Linked DNA regions of Homo sapiens: all the other regions are linked to region 2. Evidence: chromatin loops called from intact Hi-C (ENCODE). Cell type or tissue: endothelial cell of umbilical vein. All regions are shown on one strand. Region 1 overlaps LTBP1 (latent transforming growth factor beta binding protein 1). Region 2 overlaps LTBP1 (latent transforming growth factor beta binding protein 1). Region 3 overlaps BIRC6 (baculoviral IAP repeat containing 6).

What was found. A loop is a pair of places that touch in the nucleus more often than their neighbours do. Peaks named below come from ENCODE experiments on the same cell type or tissue, not always from the same donor. Only the 100,000 strongest peaks of a DNase experiment are listed, where the experiment ranks them.
Region 1: it touches region 2 in a loop (2.1-fold over the local background); 7 of 110 quality-filtered maps call a loop at or near these places.
Region 3: it touches region 2 in a loop (4-fold over the local background); 4 of 110 quality-filtered maps call a loop at or near these places.

Annotation. Positions count from the first base shown.
Region 1 is chr2:33,213,254-33,215,753 of GRCh38, forward strand. The region is part of intron 7 of LTBP1 (latent transforming growth factor beta binding protein 1); the gene reads left to right. Among named protein-coding and RNA genes, the nearest start is that of MIR4430, 200 kb to the right of the region's middle. In endothelial cell of umbilical vein, no CTCF peak of the experiment used is centred here; DNase peaks (open chromatin) are centred at 1,438 and 2,158; H3K27ac peaks cover 2,453 bases.
Region 2 is chr2:33,269,523-33,272,022 of GRCh38, forward strand. The region is part of intron 15 of LTBP1 (latent transforming growth factor beta binding protein 1); the gene reads left to right. Among named protein-coding and RNA genes, the nearest start is that of MIR4430, 150 kb to the right of the region's middle. In endothelial cell of umbilical vein, a CTCF peak has its summit at 1,248 (motif pointing left); a DNase peak (open chromatin) is centred at 1,269; H3K27ac peaks cover 229 bases.
Region 3 is chr2:32,552,847-32,555,346 of GRCh38, forward strand. The region is part of intron 65 of BIRC6 (baculoviral IAP repeat containing 6); the gene reads left to right. Among named protein-coding and RNA genes, the nearest start is that of BIRC6-AS2, 21 kb to the right of the region's middle. In endothelial cell of umbilical vein, a CTCF peak has its summit at 1,203 (motif pointing right); a DNase peak (open chromatin) is centred at 1,195.

The DNA of each region.
Region 1 (2,500 bases), 56 kb before region 2:
TGGGTTGTAAATTTAGCACATTTCTCCAGGATTACTTATTCGTAAGACACATCCTGAAATGATAAGGCTTTCCATGTTAATGTAGTGAATAATTCACAAAGGAGGAATTCCATTTGTGTTTTTAACTTGTAAAACATCACCTCAATCTGTGCGTAAAAATATAGTTAGCGTGAGCCTATATCTGTGTGATTACATCTCACCAGAAAGCAGAACCTAACAGTCATAGACAAGGATTTTCTGAATGCTGATCTCATCCTATTCCATGTGATTCTCTTCAGTGTGGCCTTTTGGTGTGGGAGAGAGAAGATCTTTCCTCTACCTTCTTTTCCTGTAGGCATTTCCTACATCCAGGTGAGACCCTATGGTGTTCAGTGGTCTCTTGGGTGAGAGCCCTGAGTATGGCCACAGAGATCTCTCAGATGGAGTTTCTGGCTGCACATCGAAGCCTCTTCATAGTTAAATAACTGAAGGGCATATGTAGAACTTTGAGTCTTGTTATAACTGTGACTTCATCTCTTGTAGCTTATTCTTATACTGTGCAGACCCAGTTTCAAGACACACACAGTGTTGTGGTACCACCTACACTACCATTTATTTAAACAATTTGGATGGCTTATGCTGCTCTTGGCTGTGGACCTGCAAAAACAAAGCCATGGGATAAAGCGGCCTGAATCATGTAATGAAAACCTTGTACCTTTCTGGAGGCCCTGTTGAGAAAAAATGATTTATTTTTGCCCTACCAAATAAAACATTCTAGGAATCCAAGGTGAAAATTGGATTTTAACTGCTACTAACATTTTAAGCATATAAAATCAGCAAGTGTTGAGTGTTTCGCTTGATTAGGAGATGAACCTAAAGAGTCCAGTACAAGAATGATCTGCATATGATGTGAACTGGTGTCTTACATAAATTTTATAAAACTGGAAATAAACCCTAAGCATGCTTTGGCAGCCAGGTTGCAACGGTGGGGACCTCTGTGTTTTTACAGAATCATTTTGTTCCCAGTCTTAGGCCTGGGTCATTGTTCGCCTTTCCTCCCTTCAGTCCTTCATATTTCAGGGTTACACGTTTTGTGATTAAGCTCAAGGAGTATGGAAACTACCTGATTCCAGCCCCAAATATGTGCCTGTCTTCTCTAAGGTTCCCGTTTGTTCTCACGTTGGATCTGTCTCTCCCTCTTCTTCTCCCCACTCTGCGTGTACGTGCCTGTGCATGTTTGTTTCGTCATCTCTGTGACTACCTACCCACCTACCACTTTATCACTCTTTTTTTGGTCCAGTCTTCCCCCGTGTCTGAGACTGTTCATCTGTGGCCCTGCCGCTGTTCCAACCTCGGGGACTTTCCCTCACTGCACGTGGTTAAACACTTTGCTGAGAGCCCTGTCTTCAAACAGACTTCCCCAGGTCATTGTGTTGGTATCTGGCACACAACGTCACTCATTGTTTATCCAGTTGTGTTGTTTTATAAGAGAGTTTCTTTATCTCAAGGAATGCGTGTCACGTGTCTGCAGGAGTTACTGCCCCGGTTTCAAGAGATGTGATGGTCTTGGGCTTTACTGACTTACACTAGGGCTTTTTTCAGTGCCTTCCCCAGAATTACGTGTTTTTTCAAGTTCATCTAAAAAAAAAAAAAGCAATTGTTTTGGTATGCCTAGTTTTGCTTAACTCAGAATGTCTTTAACACCTGCTTTTATATTAGGGAAGTTCATTTTGTCTCGTAGGGTCGTTTCTTATGGAGTCTGGTACTTTCGAGAGGGCAATTAGACTAACCTGTTTGATTGACAGGACCGTTTACAATCTACTCCACTCACACGCCTTCTACTCCCTGGGGAATCCGACAAACATTTGGGGCCTCAAATGGGACATCTGGAGTAGGGAGCTTTTATCTATAATAATAATAATAATGATAATGGTAATGATAGCTGACACATGTAAGTGCTCAGCTATAATGTTCAGCATTGCACATGCCTTTTTTCTTTCATGTTTCATGACCCTAGGAGAAAGATACTATTATGCACTCTACGTTATGGGTAGGAAAATGTCTAAGATAATGCGTGTAAGAAGTCCTACAGTCAGAATTCATTCTCAGGCCTCTCTAACTCCTGAGTCACATTTTTAATCACTATCATATACTGCTGTTGGAGAGCACACAGCATCCTGTTGAAATCATTAAAAATAATAAAACCTTAGAACATCAAAGCTATGATGTAACTAAAACTTAGCTGAGCCTTCTGTGGTTTGGTCTTGTTTTACAATTTGGATATGTAGTTACTTAGCGCCTCAGTCAGAATGTTGCATGCTTGGACCTGGCAGAAAAGAAACGCTGCCCCTGGAGGCCTGCCAGGTGACTGGTGTCTACTACTTGCTGTCCTTCTGAGGGCCACCACCTGCCTGGACCTTCTGTCACCACACTCTGCTCACTAGCCTGGGGTATGGATGCTAAACTTCCATTGGTTTTCTTTTGTTTTTTGTTTTTTTTTTTTGAGATAGAGTCTCGCTCT
Region 2 (2,500 bases):
AGCATGCTAAAAAGACAAGACATTCCCATTCACCAGCATACATACCCCTGACACAAGAAATGAGTGCTGTCTATGTGAGGCTTGACTCTGGTGTATCAGACAGAGCCCAGTTTCTAGAGTTTATATTGACACAGTTTGCTCAAAGAATCATATTCTTCTACATGAACTGATCTACTCGGTGGGAAAAGGTTTGCATGCCGATGTGTGAGTGACCACTTAGGAAAAATATAAAGCATCTTGTCTTTGCCCTAAAAAACAGAAAATGCAGAACACTTTTCCTGTTCTTTAAGACAACATTCTCAGGACTTGTGTACTGTCTATGTGCTCAGGAATGAAAACCTATTAGAAAAGGAGAGAAAACACAGGGGAGATATGAGGGAGACATGTTTTATATGTTTTAAAGTATAAGTACCAGTAATTTATTTTTTTACCTGATATTCAACTTTTTTTTTTTTTTTTTTGAGGCAAAGTCTCGCCCTGTCACTCAGGGTTCAAGCGATTCTCCTGCCTCAGCCTCCCGAATAGCTGGGACTACAGGTGCCCACCACCACACCTGGCTAATTTTTTCTATTTTTAGTAAGGATGGGGTTTCACCATGTCCTGGCTGGCCTCAAACTCCTGACCTCGCCTCAAGTGATCCTCCCTTCTCGGCCTCCCAAAGTGCTGGGATTACAGACGTGAGCCACTGCACACAGCCTCTGATGTTCAACTTTTTGATAAGTAGTGAATAGAAAGCAGACAGGGGTGTTTTGAAGGTGTGATGGTTGTTTTCTGTCTGCCTACAAGAGTGGAATCCTTGGCTCACGCCTGTAATCCCAGCACTTGGGGAGGCTGATGTGGGTGGATCGCAAGGTCAAGAGATGGAGACCATCCTGGTTAACACGATGAAACCCCGTCTCTACTAAAAATACAAAAAAATTAGCCGGGCGTGGTGGCGGGTGCCTGTAGTCCCAGCTACTTGGGAGGCTGAGGCAGGAGAATGGCGTGAACCCGGGAGGCAGAGCTTGCACTGAGCCGAGATCGTGCCACTGCACTCCAGCCTGGGTGACAGAGCAAGACTCCGTCTCAAAAAAAAAAAAAAAAAAAAAAGAATGGAATCCTGCCTGGCAAAGGATGGAAGGGATCTCTGAGGTCAAACTGATGACAGTTACATTAATTAATCACTTGTGTAAAAATGGGAAGAAGTAGAAATCAAGTATGTTTCAGAAAGTGTCCCTCTTTCCTTTGCTGTATCTCTTAGTACCCTCTAGTGGTGTCAGCCTAACATTTTCTTACATGTAACGTGATCCTGACAGACATGTTCAGCGTTTGCAAGCCACGTCTCTATATACTTATGTATGAGGTAATCAACTAAAAATCAACAAACATTTTTTATCAAATTCCAACCTCCTAGCTTCTATCTAAGATATTGGATTGGTGGGAAAGGCCATTATTACTCATTTTATTCCTAAGACTAAAGAGTTATACTTCTTCACTATTTCTCCTACCTCAGAGCTGACTTTTGAGAAGAAACACTTTAGCTATGTTGGCAATTTGTGGCATAGGAATATATCACATTTTAATTAAGCATCACATATATTTGAAGACTTGTTCACACATATAAAGAAGTTCCATTCTAAGGCTGTCCCTGCCAAATGACAAATACTTGGTAATCACCAAATTGGTATTGTGGGAGTGGGTTAGTGACTACTCATCAAGCTTTTCATGAAAACCCCAGATTTATAGCCTCTTAATTTGTTCTGAACCCTTGCCCTGAATATATTAATTCACCTTCTAATTTTTTTTTTTGCAAATATGGTCAACATGTCTTTCTGCTTTATGAAAATGTCAGAGATGAGTATAAAGATAGGTCAATAACCACCCGGGAAAAAACCCAAGAAATCTAAACACCAGTAACTTGCAAAGGAAGCTTCTATGTATAATATAGAGTCGTGTGCATCTCATGCTGTTTCACTAAAAAATTCCTATAAACAGAAGAGAATTCTTACCTGAAAGTCCATGAGTATAACCTGGTGAAGATTACCTTTTACCTTCAGATTTTAGGTACATACAAGTTATATTTTTAAGGAAGACTTTTCAGATTATGAAAGTGCCAAGACATGCTTAGTGTAAAAATTTTAAAAAGTACCAAAAAAAATGAAGAAAATGCTAATCCTAAAAACCATAAAACTTGGATCTACTTCCCTCCAACCTTCTTTTCTGTGTGTATTGTAGTATAATGGAGATTATATTCTATATTATAATTTGTGCCTGTGTTTTTTTAACAAATAAGCATTTTCCTATCTTGTTAATGATTATATGCTGTGCTGTATGTATAATTCATTGTTTTGTGTTATTATTGCCAGTCACTTAAGTTTAGGCAGTCATATTAATTACCCATGTTTTTAGCCTTTTGAATTATTTTTCCTATAATTTGATAATATTTTCACTATAAACAAATGTATCTTCCTGAAAGTGAATTAACATAACTAGACTCACAAAAGGTATAAGTAATTTGTAA
Region 3 (2,500 bases), 720 kb before region 2:
CTGATAACTAATTATATATTTATATATTTATATTTATGTTTACTTAATTATATATGTACTTATATGCTTATATTAAGCTGTGTTTTCCTGAAAACAATCCATATTTAATATCATTTAGGAGGCATGCTACCGTTTAACCTACTGACTATAAGTTACATCATTTTATCTCTACTAAAAAAAAAAAACAAACAAAAAACAAAATTAGCCAGATGTGGTGGCACATGCCTGTAATCCCAGCTACTTGGGAGGCTGAGGCAGGAGAATCGCTTGAACCCAGGAGGGGGAGGTTGCGGTGAGCCGAGATGGCACCACTGCACTCCAGCCTGGGTGACAAGAGTGAAACTCTGTCTCAAAAAAAAAAAAAAAAAAAAAAAAAAAAAAAAAAAAAGATAAATTCCTGATATTTCATCTTTTTGAATTTACTGTTTCTAGCAAAAGATTTTTGTGACTAACAGTAGTTTTCCTACTCTTTTGACCTCTTTTTGTAGATCTTAAAATGGGTGGAGAGGAAAATTTAGATACGTAAATGAATGGAGACTTATTTTTTTATTTTATTTTTGAGACAGAGTCTCATTCTGTCGCCCAGGCTGGAGTGCAGTGATATGATCTTGGCTCACAGCAACCTCCGCCTCTCGGGTTCAAGCAGTTCTCATGCCTCAGCCACCCGAGTAGCTGGGACTGCAGGCACCCGCCACCCACCCTGCTAATTTTTTTTGTATTTTGAGTAAAGACAGGGTTTCACCACGTTGGCCAGGCCGGTCTCGAACTCCTGACCTCAAGTGATCCGCTCACCTCGGCCTCCCAAAGTGGTGGGATTACAGACAGGCATGAGCCACAACCCAGCCTGTAAATGAATGGAGACTTTAAAAAAAAGCGTTTGGTGGCATTACAGCAGAAACATAAATCTTCATATTTAGGCTAAATTAATCAGATTTATCAAAGGTTAACATTATGGTTCCAGTTACTCAAAATAGTAAGTTTGATGCTTTAATAATTTGTTTCTTATTGCTTACTAAAATAAAGACATCTGTTAGTGTTCTAGATAGGAAAATATATTATTTGTTCATTTTAATTTCTTTCTCAACATTTTCACTTCCACTTTTCATAAGAAATGGTATTCTGAAAGTTGCGTTTTGTAGGCCACAATCATTTTTTCTCTAGCCCTTGTATAGTATGGAGTTACCCCTCTGGCCACTAGATGGAGATCCTGTTTCATTTTAAGAAGTATTTGGTAATATTCACATGTTAATGTTAACAGGCAGAATGTTACTTTAGAGACCCTCACCTATTTTAGAAAATAGTATGTTCCTTTTTTGAGAAGAGAGCATATTAAGTCTCAGCACACATTAAATTATTTGCCATTAACTTAGTGGGGTATGCTACAAATTCTTATTGAAATAAATCTTTACCTTTTTAATAGTGGTCTTATTATATGGGGATGAATATTCTTTCAGATTATCAAGGGAAATTGCTGTTATCTGGGTTAATCTGACAATTCACAGATTAGAAAAGAACAAATGAAATCTAGAGAAATGTATTCAGTTGCTCAAGTTTAACTGGTTAGTAACGTGGTGATTATTAAACTCACTTATTTTCAAGTTGAAAAGCAAGATATAAATGGATTTTGTCATTATGAAAAATAAAAATGAGTAAGTGATGTGTTAGAGTAAGGTAGACATGAGAGAGCAGGCACAGGACTTCATTGGGAAAATTATAAAGTATCTACTGAATTGGCTGGTTATCTTAGTTAAATGATGTTATATACTAGGATTAAAATTTTTAATTTCCCTAATATTGGTTTGACAGTTTTATAACAAACTATAATGTGTCAAAACCCATTACTGCATTTTGATATACCATCTGATTTTTCTCACAGTGTATTTTGTATGTTTAAAGCTCTTTTTTTTTTACTTTATGTTACCTTTGGATATGTTTCTTTAAGAGTAGGTATTTAATTTCATAAGTATACTGTTTGAGAATAAGGTTAATTCTGTTGTCACGACAAATATCTTAATTTAAATATGACCATATTTATTAAATTTGAATTACTTAGTAGTTACATCAAAGTAAATGTGCAGTTGGAAACCTAGCCATCTTGCTAGGTCTCAGGGCTCTCCAAATTAAAAAGGACATAGAAATTGTATTAGTGCTCTTACAGGAAAAGATAAGGTTTGATACCAATAGAAAATACATAATTTTTATTATTTATAAAAATACTTTATTTTGTTGATATACACTGCCTGAGAAACAAATAATGAAAAATTGTCGAGCTGTCGTAACATGATACTTAACTGTATATCCTTATTTATAGTTTTCATGGTAATAGTTCATATGAAACTGTCAAATTATGCCATTTCTTTGTACTGTTTTAATAAAGAGTCTGGGAGCTGTGGTGGTGGTTCATGCCTGTAATCCCTTTGGGAGGCCAAGATGAGAGGATTGCTTATGCCCACGAGTTTGAGATCAGCCTTGGCAACACAGTGAGACTTCATCTCTATTA